Linked DNA regions of Homo sapiens: region 1 is linked to region 2. Evidence: read pairs that join two places in POLR2A ChIA-PET (ENCODE). Cell type or tissue: CD4-positive, alpha-beta T cell. All regions are shown on one strand.

The links. ChIA-PET counts read pairs that join two places held together with the same protein. Peaks named below come from ENCODE experiments on the same cell type or tissue, not always from the same donor. Only the 100,000 strongest peaks of a DNase experiment are listed, where the experiment ranks them.
Region 1: POLR2A ChIA-PET joins it to region 2 with 63 read pairs; 7 of 35 experiments call an interaction of 5 or more read pairs at or near these places.

What each region holds. Positions count from the first base shown.
Region 1 is chr5:35,818,236-35,826,235 of GRCh38, reverse strand. No RefSeq gene overlaps it. Among named protein-coding and RNA genes, the nearest start is that of IL7R, 35 kb to the left of the region's middle. In CD4-positive, alpha-beta T cell, no CTCF peak of the experiment used is centred here; DNase peaks (open chromatin) are centred at 2,695, 3,475 and 6,399; H3K4me3 peaks cover 490 bases; H3K27ac peaks cover 6,811 bases.
Region 2 is chr5:35,877,763-35,885,762 of GRCh38, reverse strand. IL7R (interleukin 7 receptor) reads right to left here. Exons shown (of 8, transcript NM_002185.5): 8 at 6,160-8,000. Among named protein-coding and RNA genes, the nearest start is that of IL7R, 25 kb to the right of the region's middle. In CD4-positive, alpha-beta T cell, no CTCF peak of the experiment used is centred here; DNase peaks (open chromatin) are centred at 1,112, 1,472, 3,892, 5,922 and 2 weaker places.

The DNA.
Region 1 (8,000 bases), 60 kb after region 2:
GGTGGTTACAGGAAACTGTGCTGGCTTTTCCATTTCAGTTTAGTCTTGCAGATTAAATTGAAAGTTTCACAAAGGTGCATTGCTAAACACTTTCTTTCTTTTTTTTTTTTTTTTGAGATGGAGTCTCTCTCTGTTGCCAGGCTGGAGTGCAGTGGCATGATCTCGGCTCACTGCAACCTCTGCCTCCCGGGTTCAAGCTATTCTCCTGCCTCAGCCTCCCAAGTAGCAGAGACTACAGGCATGCACCACCATGCCCAGCTAATTTTTGTATTTTTTGTAGAGACGGGGTTTCTCCATGTTGGACAGGATGGTCTTGATCTCTTGACCTTGTGATCCGCCTGCTTTGGCCTCCCAAAGTGCTGGGATTACAGGCATGAGCCACCGGACCCGGCTTAAACATCCTCTTAATGCAAAGGAATTGTGGGCAAATGAATCAACAGGTTGTGCAATGTGTTTGCAGGCTTATTCTTGGGGCCTGTCCTACTCTACCACTTATAGGTTTCTTCAAGGCTCAACTTCATCCCACGTATCTGTGCAGTATCTCACTTCTAACCTTCTGTGTCTAGCGTGGGCCAGAGATGCAGGTGATGGGAAAACAGGCTGTCAAGAGGCTTGTAGCTCTGATTTTGCCAACTGTGCACCCCTAGACTCCCAGGGATCAAATGACTGGCAGCCTCGGAATTGAAGAGCAACAACTGGAGAACTTGGCTGCTGATTGTCTTCCTTCCTCAGATTTTTAAATTTTTTCACCCATATGGTTTGAGTGTCCAGGTTTGCTGGCTGGGGCCACCTAAGGCAGCTGCATGTGGTCGGGTGGCTTATGCTCTGCAATAATGTAACCAGCTGAGAGGAGAATGGAAGCTAACCTTTGTTAGCCAGTCTGTTGTTCCCTGCCATGTGCTACATCAGTCTGAAGGAAGGGATGTCTTTTTATCATTTATCCTCCAAGAGAGTGCCTTGTGAGGAGACCCAAGGGCCCTGAATGAGCTAGTGGTGGCCCTGGGCAGATAGTTTTAAACTGTGAAGCCTTGACTTGAAGCCTGTGCCCTCACTGCCAAGCCCAGACCTTCTCTGACTTGCTTGAATCTGACCTTGAAAAATTGGTAGGCCACAGGCCATATATACAAGCTCCACGAACGTATTTATTTGATTTACACAAAGCTGGACCACATAGTGTTGTGAAATATTTGAATTGGTTGTCAATACTTAAAATTTAAGAGATTTTACATAAATGTCTGAGTTTCTGGCTTCCCACAGCACTACCCGGTAACATTTGGTAGCAGCCAGTTAATGTGTGACAGCCCTTGCCATGCCCTGTGGCCTCTCCAGCACTGAAAATGAAGGTCAATTTCTGATTTTTTTGTTTGTTTGTTTGTTTGGTTTTTTGTTTTTTTTCGAGACGGAGTTTCACTCTCATTGCCCAGGCTGGAGTGCAATGGCTCAATCTCGGCTCACTGCAACCTCTGCCTCCCAGGTTCAAACAATTCTCCTGCTGCAACCACTCGAATAGCTGGGATTACAGGCATGCACCACCATGCCTGCCTAATTTTGTAGTTTTAGTAGAAACGGGGTTTCTCCATGTTGATCAGGTTGGTCTCAAACTTCTGACCTCAGGTGATCCGCCTGCCTTGGCCTCCCAAAGTGCTGGGATTACAGGTGTGAACCACCGCACCCAGCCATTGCTGTTTATCATAGTGCTTGTGCTCTGTTTTCTTCTAGAAGAATTAAAAGAAAAGCAAAATCTATCTCGTGCTCACTTTTTAAAGTGGGAAGGTTTAAAAATAGATTGAGAAGCCATTTGTGGAAAAGTCTAGCCTGCTACATATTTTCTAATTGCCTGCTAAGTCTTCATCATCTGTGTTTGCAGCCCACGTCCCCGTGTCTCATAATCATGCAGTTGAAGAAATTCAGTTCTAGCACATGCTCCTCCGTTGGGCCATTACAAGCAGGTACTAGGCTTACAGAGGAACCTGAATTTATCATGACCCCTCTGCAGCAGAGAGGCTGATTTGGAGGAGCGTATTCTGGGGGCTCATCTGTTCTGCTGTCATCAGTCTAAAGTGTCTACAATGACAAAGAGTTTAGACCCTTCTTGCTGAGCTGGGAGGCTAGTCAGTGAGTGGATGACCCAGGGCAAGGTCAGATGGTCAAACAAAAGAATACTGTGACCAGAAATATGAGACCAGAATCAGGGAGTGAGGATAGGGACATTAGGAACACAGGTGACAAAAGCCAAGTAGCTGCAAAAGAGGTACATAGCTCAAGAAAATCAGGTTTCATAAGCTAAGGCCCCAGTGGCAAAGTTTTTTTGAGGCAGTGTCTCACTCTGTCACCCAGACTGGAGTGCAGTGGCTCGATCTTGGCTTACCACAAACTCTGCCTTCTGGGTTCAAGTGGTTCTCCTGCCTCAGCCTACCGAGTAGCTGGGATTACAAGCATGCGCCACTACTGCCCGGGTATTTTTGAATTTTTAATAGAGACAGGGTTTGACCATGTTGGTCAGGCTGGTCTTGAGCTCCTGAGCTCAAATAATCCACCTGCCTCAGCCTCCCAAATTGCTGGGATTACAGGTGTAAGCCACTGTGCCCGGCCATGCAAAGTTCTGTAGTAGGGAGCAGATGCTCAAAATGCAGAGGGTTAGGAGGCTCAGTCCTTAGCTCAGAGAAGCTCTTGGGGACTTTACATGCCTGGTCATACCTCATGATGCCTGTACATGGCCCATAGGTGACAGAGAAGCAGTCTAGTCAGATGGTTAAGGGCAAAGACTCTGGAGACAGATTCCTTCCTAGGTGAGAATCCTAGCCTTTTGCTGGCTGTGAATCAGGCGAGCTCCTTAACCCCTTCATGCCTTAGCTCCCTTTTCTACATAACGAGGCTAGTGATATACTCACCTTTTAAGGTTCCCTATACATGAGGATTAAATGATCTAATTCTTACAAAGTGCTTAGAATAGTAGCTGGCACATGCAACATATCCAATAAGTGTTTATTATTGCTCGCTACTTCTCCCAGCTTCCTTAGGAAAATGCAGTCTTTAGAAACATGTTTATCAGCTTGGAGGAAATTGCCCTCTGAAAGAAAAAACAGCAATATATGCATCTTAGTATTTTAAAGGAACTTGCCAAGCATGCACCTGGCACAATGGGCAAACTTTATAAAGGGTAGCTAAATTCCGAAATAATTTGTAAAGGGCTCCTGAAGCATCAGAAAGCTAAATGATGTTTTCCGATTGAGGATGCTATTCCCTTGGATGCTTTTGGAGGGAGCATGGTGCAAAGCTCTCCTTAATTTAAAAGGACATTACCATGAAATGGGCTCACCGTGAAATCTGTTGGGAGAAGAGTGAGCCTCACTCTCTGGAGCGCATGGTGGAGTCTGCCATATATGAGAAGGATGTTGTGGTTTCAGCCAGGTTTGTGGGGGCACAGCAAGGTGAGGCTGTCGCTATTTTCTCCGTGTGGTTAGTATGAAGTGAGCAAAGACACAACAGCATGTGTTTGGAGCTCGAGTGCTCAAGGCGCTGCTTTGAGCCCAGTGCGGCCCTTTGGGGCTTTGAACTGCAGCCACAAGACTCTGGTGGCATCTCTTTCCAGATTTGTTTTGAAACAAGCTTGAAAACAAGATTTCACCCAGTCCTTATGCTAAGATCTGCGAGTGAATGTGCTTGTGCATATTCTTGTCCCTGGCTCAAAAGAATGTTCAGCGATGTATCTAGTAACTAATAGAGGATGCCCTGCTAAGTCTTATGTCTTTGCCAGAGAACATGGCAGAAAAGCTACTGGAGACAGTAGGAGCTATGCCAACAGGCAACATGAATTTGTTATTAAGTCAAATTCAGTAATGTATGAAAGGAGATAAAATAATTTGCAAATGGTGTTGAGGCAGAGTTAGGACACCATTTGTTTAAGTAAGAAATGGGTAGAGACAGCCTGGATGTCAAGCTGCAGGGCTGACCTGTTTAGGATTAGATCAGGCTCCAGGTCCTAAAAGCAGTTGATTATAATAGACTTTGTGGTTCTCATTAGCTTTCATGTAGTAGACTAGAGCTTTTCAGCCTCTAGTAGATGTACCCTCATGGTGCCTAGTCTCATCTATCCTGAGCTACAGGGGGCCAGCTGGGGAGAAGAAAAGTGACACTCTTTCTACCTCCACACACTCATTCACACACACACACACACACACACATGCACACACACACAATCCTGTAAACATTAATTCAATTATCTCTATAGATCTAGCATAAGGTACATATAAGATTATAGAAACATCTCTGCTCTAAAGAGTTCGTCTCCACTTCCTAAAATTTCCTTTAGTGGGTGACTTCCCTCTTCATTAATTAATTCGTTCCAAATTTATTAAGTATACAAGTGCCAGAAGCTATACTGAGTGAAGCTGGGTTAGGTGCTCAGTGTAAGAAAAAGATGAGTAAGCACTGAAAGATAGATTAGAGTCAGGTTCTGAATAACATTCTACGAAATCCAAAATTCATTTAGTAGGGAGGGGTCAGAAGGAAGGGTTTTTGTGTGTTTTTCCTGAGACAAGGTTTCACTCTGTTGCTCAGGTTGGAGTGGAGTGGTGCAGTTTGACTCACCATAGTCTCAACCTCCCACACTCAAGCAATCCTCCTGCCTTAGCCTCCTGGGTAGCTAGGACTAAAGGCTTGCACCACCACATCTAGCTAACTAAAATATATATATATATATATTTTTGTAGAGACAGAGTCTTGCTCTGTCGCCAAAGCTAGAGTGCAGTGGTATGACCATATCTCACTGCAGCCTTGATTTTCTGGGCTCAAGTGATCCTCCCACCTTAGCCTCCTTAGTAGCTGAGATTACAGGTGCGTGCCACCACATCCAGCTAGTTTTTAATTTTTTTGTAGAGATGGCATCTCACTATGTTGAGCAGGATGGTCCCGAACACCTGACCTCAGGCAATCCTCCCACCTTGGCTTCCCAAAGTACTGGGATTACAGGTGTGAGCCACCATACTTGGCCTCAGAAGGAAGGTTTTTTAAGCAAAAATGTGACATGCTTAATCAGAGTTTCAGGAATATTGCATTGAGAGTAGTGTAGAGACTGTATTGGGAAAGAAATTTAGAGGATTGGGGAGAAGATACAGAAAGCAGAGGGGGTCAACTGAGGAGTATTTCAAGTCTAGAAAAAATATTTTGAGAGCTTTTGAAATACAGTAGTGACCGTGGGAACCCAAAGGAGAGGAAAATTGTGAGAAATATTTACAAAGAGTAACCAGTAAAACTTGGGTATGACGGGAGAGAGAGAATGAGGAAGCAAGGACAGCTCTGAAGTTTTGAGTATGGGAGACCAGAAGAACCACAGATGTTGCCATTAATATAGAATGGGAAGTTAGGAGGAGGAGCTTTTCCTGTAGAGCCTCAGAAATGGAGGGGGCTAGAAGGTCATCCAGTCAAATGCCACATCTGATGTCGGTATCCCCTCTTCTCCCACTTTAATCGTCTGTTAGGGAACCATAGACTGGCCTGGATAGGACAGCAACTAAGTGGCTGGGTATGGTTTTGGGCTCCGAGGCCTGGAGTTCCAGTGCAAGGAAATTTGGGATACTCACAGTGTGATAAGCCTAGTCAAAGTGTTCTAGAGAAGTGAGAGAACCACACATGATAAAGGATAAGCTGAAAGGGTCCACTGGGGAGATAGAAGTTTGGGTAGCAGAGCTGAGCAACTGATTCAGTAGAGATGAAATTTCTGGAGGAGCAGGACAAAGAGGTAAAGGACTGGGCTCCTGCCATGGCTGTCAACTTCCCTGCCACAGTGAACCCTGCCTCTGTCAGAATACTTCTGCACTTTTGGAGAGAGGGAGCTCATAGCTTTCAATGGTCAGCTGAAATCTCTCATGCTTTATCATTCACCACTAGTGTTAGTTCATCCCTGGAGGCCCGGAAAAGATGCTTCATCTAAACAGTTTTTCAAATGGTTGGTGATAGCGTCCCTAAATCTGAAGTAAGTTTATCTTCCTTGTCCCCCAAATCTGAAGTTTCTCTTCTCAAAGATGAAGTTTCCTCACTTCAGTCACAATGCATGTGTATAGAACTGACATATATCCCAGTTTATCTGCATAGAGTGCACATATATTAAAGTATGAGGCCATGAACTTTATCCAGAACTGCAGTTGAGGTCTGACCACCACAAACAGAGGAAAGTCAGCACCTCCATTATTGGAGCTATTGTATTACCTCTAATTCTCTGAAGATAATGGGTTCTCTTGGGGCCACATAACACAGTCAATTAGATTCACTTGACTTTGAACAAAGCCCTTTGTTTTTATTTTTAAACACTGCTAAGCCATGTTTCATCCTGTGTTTGTGTGGTGGGTTATTTGTACCTGAGCATAGACAACTGGGTAAGAGGATGGCTTTTGGGGTTAGTATTGGTTTCTTAGTCTGTGTCTGTTTTTTACCAGCTGTGTGACTTTGGGTAAGTTACGTAACTTCTCTAAACCTCATTTCTTCATATATAAATGGCAATCTTAAGGGTACCTACTTCAAAGAATTATCAGAACTAAATGAGATAAGGAGCATTTAGCACAGTTCCCAGCTCATAGTAAACCCTCAATAATACTAGCTATCATTATCTATTGTTACCTAATATTAATATCTCCATCTTGTTAGGTGGGACTCATCCTTCAAGAAATTGTTGGGTCTTCTTTCTCTTAGTAAACATAATTTAATTCCAATCTCTTTTAACTTTGTGTCAACTACAATTCTAATTAACATGAATTCTATACCTCTCTTTGAGTATCTTTGTTGTTGGACTGTATCACAGAGGTGAATAAGACAGACGTGGTCAGTATCCCCTATAGCCATCAGTCCATTGAGAAAGACAGTTAATGAATAACTCATGTATGAATCTTCTGTGTTTGCTAAAGTTATTTCACCAGTTACAAATTCACTTGTCTTTGCATCTAGCCATATTTGTTTACCTTGTTCCCAAGGATATATGGAGATATGAATAACTGTAAAATGCCCCATTGATGTCCAAATGCCCTGTATCTGGAAAGAGATAAGTAATGACAATGACTCAAATTTGGAGATTATATCTAAGAAGCCCTGCAGGATTTTCAGTCTAGTAGGTAGATGTGTATGAGCTTCTGCAGGTCACAGAAGTCAGAGATGAAGAAAAATATTTAAGTCCTTTACATACCGATGAGAATGGAAGATAAGTAGATGGTTGTAATACTCAAGAGAGAATGGGATGAGACATAGGAAGAGAAAATGAACTACGTAAGGAGAAGTAATTACAGAGGTAAAAGGACAGCAGAGTTTGTAGTCTCTCTTGTAATCCAAGGGAAAATAAAATTTTAAAAACGAGGCAGTGATGAATAGGGTACAAATATGGAGATAAATTGCTACCGTGTTTGTTTATTGAAAGGCCATTTAGGACATTTCTGAGGTAAGTTTCAGTGGATTAGTAAGGAGAAAGCAAGATATTTTACAGGTTAAAAAATTGGCTGCAAAGCAGAAAAATAATAGATAAAAATTAGTAAAATTAAAAAGCTGGTTATTTGAAAAGATGAATAAAATTGATTAATCTCTAGCCAAAGTGACCAAGAAAAAAGATGAAAAACGTCTATCAGGAATAAAAAGAGGTCATCATTACAGAACCTACCAATGTTAAAATAGTAAGGGAATATTATAAATTTTTTGCCAATAAATTTAGGAACTTAGATGTAAAGGACAAATTCCTTGAAAGACACCATATCTCACCCAAGAAGAAATAGATAATAATCCTATAGCTATTAAATAAATTGAATTAGTAATTAAAATTCTTCCAACAAAGAAAACTCTGGTTCAGGAGGCTTTATTGGAAATACTTAAGGAAGAAAAACTAATTTTACATAAACTCTTCTATAAAATAGAATGAATGCATACTAACTTGTTTATGATGCCAGAATTAACCTTCTATGAACACCAAGTATATTATAAGAAAATAAAACTATAGACCAATATCTCTCCCAAACCCAGACCAA
Region 2 (8,000 bases):
CTGTGTCTTGTAGTGTGTTTTCTACTTGATTCTCTTGTGTTTTCCATATATACAATAATTTTATCTGCCAATAATGACGATTTAATTTTCTCCTATTCAATATTTATGCTTTTTACTGTGTTTTCTTGTTTAATTGAATTTCTTAGAATTTCTAAAACCATGTTAAATGAAGTGACAATAGAATTTCTTTTGTCTTATCCTTCAATATAATGGAGTACTTTTAAAATTTCACCACTGAGCATGACCCTAGCTTATCTGCTCTTATTTTATTAAAATTTTTTATTTGAGAAAATAAAGCTTTAAGCATCATTCAGTTCTACACTGGCAACTTCACACTTGAACTTCACACTGTGAAATTCATGAAAGTTTATAATTATGTAGCAAACAGGTTTATCAGTCTGACACTATAGCATTTACTGAAGCTCTAATTAAATTAATGCTTTCTTAGGCTCTAAAAGTAATATTTCAGTCTATCAGTGGATAAGCTTAATAATAAAATGTTTTCTGATTATTCTGCATAGTTTTTGTGTCATGACTAGTGCAGTTCATACTTTGCAGGAACTAATTTATCATAAAAAGAGGGTCCTTTTCAGTCTCTGTAAGTTTTCCACCTCTTCTTGATGAAAAATCTTTACTTAGGGTAAAGGCAAATTGGTTCTAACAATTTACCATTGAGAGGCCCTCCAGATGAACTCAAGTGTTTCAGCACAATTCAGTATGTAAGCCTTATTTTTCAATCCTCAGGGGCTTTGCATATTGTTTGCTTCACTACTTTTACCTGAGTCTTGAGGAGCATGAATGTGTTCCTTGGACCTCATAGGTTTTGTGCATCACACTTTCTTTGTCTGAACAGCTGTGTCATTGCAAGCTACACACAAATGCCCACACAAATGCCACAAGCCATTAAAATTCAGAAATTAGGGTAGAATTTCATATGAATCTAAAATTAAATAACTGAAAAAACACAATTAAATATCTGTATTTATTAGATAAATGAAGTTTTGGAAAATTTTCTTTTCACTTCACCCCACCCTATTGTTTCCCCACTTCTGTGGTTACAGTGGTTAAGAGTACAGCTGCAAAGACAACTGTGTATGGGGAATGCAACCGACTTCTCACACATGGCTGCCCAGATGTGCTGCTCTCTCAGGGATGTGGTGCTTGCTTCTGTCTGAACAACCTGGCTTGGCATTCTTTTATCTTTAACAGTGATGAGGAAAGAAGTTGACCAACACAACATCATTTCCTAAATGTTTATTCATTCTTTGATTCATTCATTCATGTTTATGAGGGAATGCCTACTAAATTTTAGGTACTGTGTTTAGCAAGAGATGTAAGCCCCAGTAAGTCATAGTTCTCTGTGCCAGAATGCTTACAAGCCCCCAGAAGAGTCAGACAAATCAAGTAATTACAGATCAGTGTGGTGACAGTAGAAATAAGTGAAGTGCTATTAGGAATGCACCCATGAGTCATATCCTGGCCTGTAAGAGGATGTATTCCCAGAAGAGGCAATGCCTGAGGCTAGTCTTGAGGGACTGGTATGAACTACCCAGACAATGGGGGTAGCAAGTGTAAAGGCTGGCAATTGAGACCACAGGCTGAGAGTGGTGGCAAAAGGTGAAGAAAAAAGGTAGGCTGAAAAATCCCTGTCCCTGACAAAGTGTCCCACATCCTAATAATGAAAACATATAAATATGTTACTTCAATGGCCAAAGGGACTTTGTAGATGTGATTATATTAAGATCTCCAGATGGAGAGATTAGCCTTGATTATGCAGGTGGACCCAGTGTAATCACAAGGAATCTTATAAGGCAAGAGGGTCAATATGAGAGAAGGCACTGTCATGATAGAAACAGGGGATGAAATAGTCCACTTCAAAGATAGAGGAAGGGGCTAGGGTTGTGGGATAGGGAATACAGGTGGCCTCTGGTGGATGAAAAAAGCTGGAAAACGGATTCTCCCTGCAGTCTTCAGAAGTATCACAGCCCTGTTGACACCTGGATTTTTGCCCCAGAAGACTGATTTTGGACTTCTGATGCCTGATCTGCAGGAGAATAAATAAATTTGTATTGTTTTAAGCCACTAAGTTTGTGATAATTTATTACAGGAGCCACAAGAAAGTAATACACTAGATCATCAAGAGCCTTCCATGCTGTGTTAGTTCGTTCTTGCATTACTATAAATAAATGCCTGGGACTGGATAATTTATAAAGAAAAGAGGCTTAGTTGGATCATGGTTCTGCAGGGCTTACAGGAAGCATGGTGCTAAGATCTGCTTGGCTTCTGAGGAGGCCTCAGGAAACTTACAATCATGGTGGAATGCAAAGGGGGAGCAGGCACATCACATGGTGAAAGCAGGAGCAAGGGTGGGAGGAGGTGCCACACACTTTTAAAACAACCAGGTCTTGTGAGATCTCACTCACTCTTGAGAGGACAGCACCAAGGGGATGGTGCTCTCACCAGGGTCCACCTCCAATACTGGGGATTATATTTTATCATGAGATTTGGATGGGGACAAGAATCCAAGCTATGTCACGTGCCATGCTGGAAAGCCACTAAGGGATTTTAGTTAGGGAGGTAGCTTGATCAGATTTCCTCTTTAGAAAGATACTCGCAGTGGGGGTGGGGGATAGGTCATATGACAGCCAGACTAGGGCAGGGTCAGATGGACTTTTGTGACTGCTGTACACACTTAGGGGACACCACAACCAGGTCAAAGGTGAGTCTGAGACTAAGACCAAGTGGTTCTTTGTGCCATCTTTCTCTGTCAGAATAGCTCTTCCTTTTCTTCCTCCCTTCCATCTACCAGTACTTACTAAATATTTGTTTTATTCCAAGAATAATATAGGAAGTGGAACTTGCATGGAACTTGAATTTTAGAATCAGAGAGAGGCAATAAGAACAATCATCAAAAATAAATTATTAATAATTAGTAATGAATTAGTGATTAATAATTGGTAGTTAATATTGAGGAAGGAGTTTTGGAGGAAATAAACAGGGAGGCATGATAGAGACTATCAGGAGGAGGGTCTTGTTTTCATTAGAATGACCACTTCTGTGGAGGTTACGTAGAAGCTAGGACCTGGATAATAAGAAGGAGCCAGCCACACAAAGATCCAGAGAAACCACGTTTCAGATGGAGAGAGCGGCAAGAGCAAAGGCCTTGGGACAGGCAGGCTGGCTGATTCCATATTATAAGATGTTGTGGAGGTGGAGGAAAAGGATAAAAGCCCTTCACTCAAGCTCTAGCTTATCTAACTCTCAGCCAATCAGTAAGAAGACACCCAGAAAGCTATTAACTGCAAGCTTCTCTTTCCAGGGCCTAGGGATTTCCCTGGAGCCCCACAAGTTCTACTATCTATGTTCTTGTTGGAATGAAACAGATATTCAGATATTTAGTAACTAGTAAGTACTGGTAGATGGAAGGGTGGCAGAAAAGAAGGAAGAGCTTTTCTGACAAGGAGATAAAGGTGGCACAAAGACCAACTTGGCCTTAGCCTCAGGCTCACCTTGGACCTGATGTGGCATCCCCTAAGCGGGCATAGAGGTCACAAAAGTCCATCTGTCCTGGCTCTAGTCTAGCTGTCATATGACCTATTCTCTTCCTTCACCAGGGGGATCATTCTAAAGAGGAAATTTGATCCAACTACTTCCCATGCTTGAAGAGGCAGAGAAGTCTAGAGGCTGAAAGAAGCTTCCTGGACAACACATAGAGACCCAGTTAATAGACAGGATGTGGATCATCCACATTCAAAGGAACATGATGGGCCCTGACACATTAGCAGTAGACACAACACGGGATACCATCCACAGACAAGACAGGAAGGCTAGAGCTCAGGGGAGTCCAAAGAAGTCACATGGCCCCAGATTCCTTCTCCCAGTACCATGTGCATTCATTTTCTAGGGCTGTCATAGCAAAGCACCACAGACTGAGTGGCTTAAACAAGAGATTTATTGTCTCACCGTTCTGGAGCCTAGAAGTTTGAGATCAAGGTGCCAGCAGGGTTGATTCCTTTTGAGAGCTGTGGGGGAGAATCTGTCCCATGCCTCTTTCTTAGCTACTGATGATTTTCTATCAATCTTTGATACTTATTATCTTTTAAAAATATCACCCCTGATCTCTGCCTTCATTTTTCACATGATGTTTTCCCTATGTGCATGTCTGTCTCTAAATTTTCCTTTTTTTTTTTATAAGAACACCAGTCATACTGGATTATGCTGCACCCTAATGACATTTTAAATTGATTACCTATTTAAAGAAACTATCTCCAAATAAAGTCACATTCTGAGCTATTGCATGTTAAGAATTCAACATATGAATTTTGGGGGGACACAACTCAATTCATAGCACCGTGTATCTAAAACTCTCAGGAGAATGGGAGGAGAAGAAATCTGAATTTGACTAAAGATTTAATAAGAGACTGAACTAAAAACGGCATGACTGAGTTAGCTTGTGTGTCAAACAGGCTTTAATGTGGCCCCTGCGATCGCCAACTCCTGAAAATCTTGTCTTTATATAATCCCCTCCTCTTGAGTATGGATGGGACTTCTGACTTGCTTCTAACCAAAAGAATATGGCAAGATGATGGAATGTCACGCCTGTGGTCATATCACATATATAAGACACCATTTTGCTGGTAGACTCACTCTCCCTTGCTGGCTTTGAAGAAGCAAGCTTTTGTTGAAAGAGAGCTTATGGGCCAGGCACGGTGGCTCACGCCTGTAATCCCCGCACTTTGGGAGGCCAAGGCGGGTGGATCACCTGAGGTCAGGAGTTTGAGACCAGCCTGGCCAACATGGCGAAACCCCATCTCCATTACAAAAAATACAAAAATTAGCTGGGCATGGTGGTGTGCACCTGTAATTCCAGGTACTTGGGAGACTGAGGCAGGGCATCTCCTGAACCTGGAAGGCAGAGGTTGCAGTGAGCTGAGATGGTGCCACTGCATTCCAGCAGCCTGGGCAACAGAGCAAGACTCTGTCAAAACAAACAAACAAACAAACAAACAAAAACACAAAAGCTTATGAAGAGGGTCATATGACAGGAGGCTGTGGGTGAACTTTAGGAGCCGAGAGTGAGAGCTATCAGGAAGCTGGAGCACTCAGTTTTACAAGCACAAGAAAATAAATTCTACTATAACCTAAGTAAGTTTGGAAACGGACCCATTGCCAATGGAGCCTCTGGAAGAGAAGCAAGCCTGGGCCAACATTTTGATTGCAGCCTTGCTGAGGACTCAGCTAAGCCATGCCCAGACTTCTGACCCGCAGAGGTTGTGAGATAGGAAATGTGTGGTGTTTTAAGCTGTTAGAAAAAGAAAGAAGGAAGAAGAGGAAGAACAAGAACAAGAAAAAGTAGGAAGGGGGAGGGGAAAGGGAAAGAGGAGGAAGAAGAGAGGAGGAAGAGGCCAAGAAGGGGGAGGAGTCAAGAGAACAGAAGCTATTATCTTCCTTTCTTTCCAAGTTCCCCTCACCACAAGCTTATGATAGGGTGTGTGTGGCTTTAGTTAGAATATAAGACTGCATCTTAAAACTAGATGAATTAAGCTTTGGTCACTTAAAGGAATCTACTTCAGAAAGGGATTTTCAGTGGAGCATCTTTGGAGATAAGTAATTAAAGAAATGCCAGAATTATTTTATATTTATATCCTACTGAATTAAGATTCCTTCCTAAAACCTGATACACACATGCACAGAAAATATATATTTCACATCACATTCCTGATTAAAATCCTGCCAAGCCCCTCTATTTTCTGCAAAATAGATGACAACTTCTTAGGCTGGCATGCCAAATGCTTAATCATTGGCCCCCACCAATTCTGCCAAGCCTAATTTCCAGCCACTACTCTGCAGACTGCAGGGACTAGGTATATCAAGTGAAATAGGTGTCCATGCAGGGCTTCCACTGAACCACCTGTTGAGTGAAGCAACACTCTCTGTTCTCTCTGTTAAATACATTGACACATTGAGACTTAACCACTAGTAGGCTGTCTTCTAGTGCAGTGGTTCTCAAACTTTTTGGGACCAGGGACTGGTTTTGTGGAAGACAATTTTTTCCATGGACTCATGGGGAGGTGAGTTTTCAGGAGCTGAAGAGATGTGTGGTCCATTCTGGGAATCCGTCTAACCACAGTTTCCAGAGAAAACAGGCATGCCACAAAGTGTTCTTCTATACCATTTAATTAAATATGAGATGGTTATTACATACATTGTACGCTTATATACTAAGCAGCTCTGCGAAATGTTTGTAATGCATGTGGATAGTACACGGTTAAATCAGAGATCTTCACTGTAGTGAACAATGGATATTTTAAAGAATAGTCCCAACAATAAACCACAGAGCTGACAAAAATGCCACCTAATCTGCATCATTTCCAGGAGCTCTGCCACATATTCTTCCTGGCCCGTACCAAGTCTCTTAGCCCCTCTAGAAGAGCTAAGAAAATGCAGGTGTGCACCTCTGAACAGCCCATACTTGGCTTTTCTGAAGCAAATTCCCATGGAAACCACATTGAAGGAAGAGGCAAAGGCTGGTAGGAAATCAGCTGAATCAGCCTGGGTGCCCTAGACCCAGTCATGTTTGTTGGACCAAATTAGCTGTCTTTTCATTTCATGCTATATAGAACTGGCAGTTTACACTTCTGATTAATACATTGTCTCCGATCAGGAGGTTTATTTTTTTTTCCTAATAAAATCTGAAAGGAGATTGGGCAGAACCAATTAGTAATCTTACATTACACATTGTCCCTAGGTATATAATCAAGAATTAACAGCAGTTATGATTATATGATTATAATACATGCATTTTAAATACTACAGTAACAGACAGAGGCTCAGACACTAAATTCCAAAGATAACATATGCCAAACAACATTGAAACAAAGGATTTTAGAGCTGGAGATATCTCGATGTTTTTCTATGGTCATCTCTTCATTTCTTCAAGAGATTGTCTATTTATACCAGGGATACAAAATTATGGCTCCCAGTTCTGACTTAACGTGTGAGGTTGGGTAATTTACCTGTCTTCCTGTGTCCCAGTTTTCCCATAAGTCAAAGAAAATAACAATAAATACTTCAAAGAACTTCTGTGAATAAGGTATCAGAGACCTGGCATGAGATTTTGTGGAGCCTCCTATTTGAGACTTGACTCCCATTTCTACAAAAGGTAAAGAACACCTGCCCACTGATGAAAAATGTCTTCTGCTGCCTACAAACCAGGCAGATTCTACTTTTCCTCCATGTAAATTTACATCATTTTTGTGGCATTTGCCCTGTCTCCAACAGGGCACTTTCAATATGGCTCTTTTATAGCATTTTATAATATAATAATAATTTGTTTACCAAGCAGTCACTTTCATTAGGTTTTGCAATTTATGAGGCAGAATGCCATCCTTTTATGTGTCTTTAGGTCCCCTGTGCCTAACAGTATGATTGACATGTAGCAGGCTTTCCATAAATGCCTATCAAGGAGGTGGAAGGAATGCTTATGGAAGTGCTTTGAAAATTGCAAAAGCACTAGGCAAACCTAAGGGATTATGGCATTGTATTTATTACTGCTGGTGCAGAGGAGAGCACTTTGGAAAGTAAAACATTCACCTGAAGAATAAGATGGTCTGATCTTACCAGTCCTTTAAGCCAACAGATAAGGTCCATTCATCCACAGTTAAAACCCCATTCACAGACAACACAAAACAAAACAAACAAGAAAACTAAAATATCAGAAACACCTAGTCCCCCTAAATAAAGTAAAAACAGAACAAAGAAGAAAATTCAAAACAGAAAAACAGTAGCAACAAATCTCAAACAAAACCATGAACCTATGACCCCTTCTCTAGTTTTCTGTGCAGCATCTGCCCTTTGTGGTTCTGTGAACAGCCAGGGTTTGGAGGCCTGTGGGAGATGGGTTTGCTGCACTTTGCTGAGCTGACATTACTCAGTTGCCTTGACTTTGAGTTAGTCATTAGAAGTCAGTCTAGACCAAGAAAGGCAAGATGATATATGTC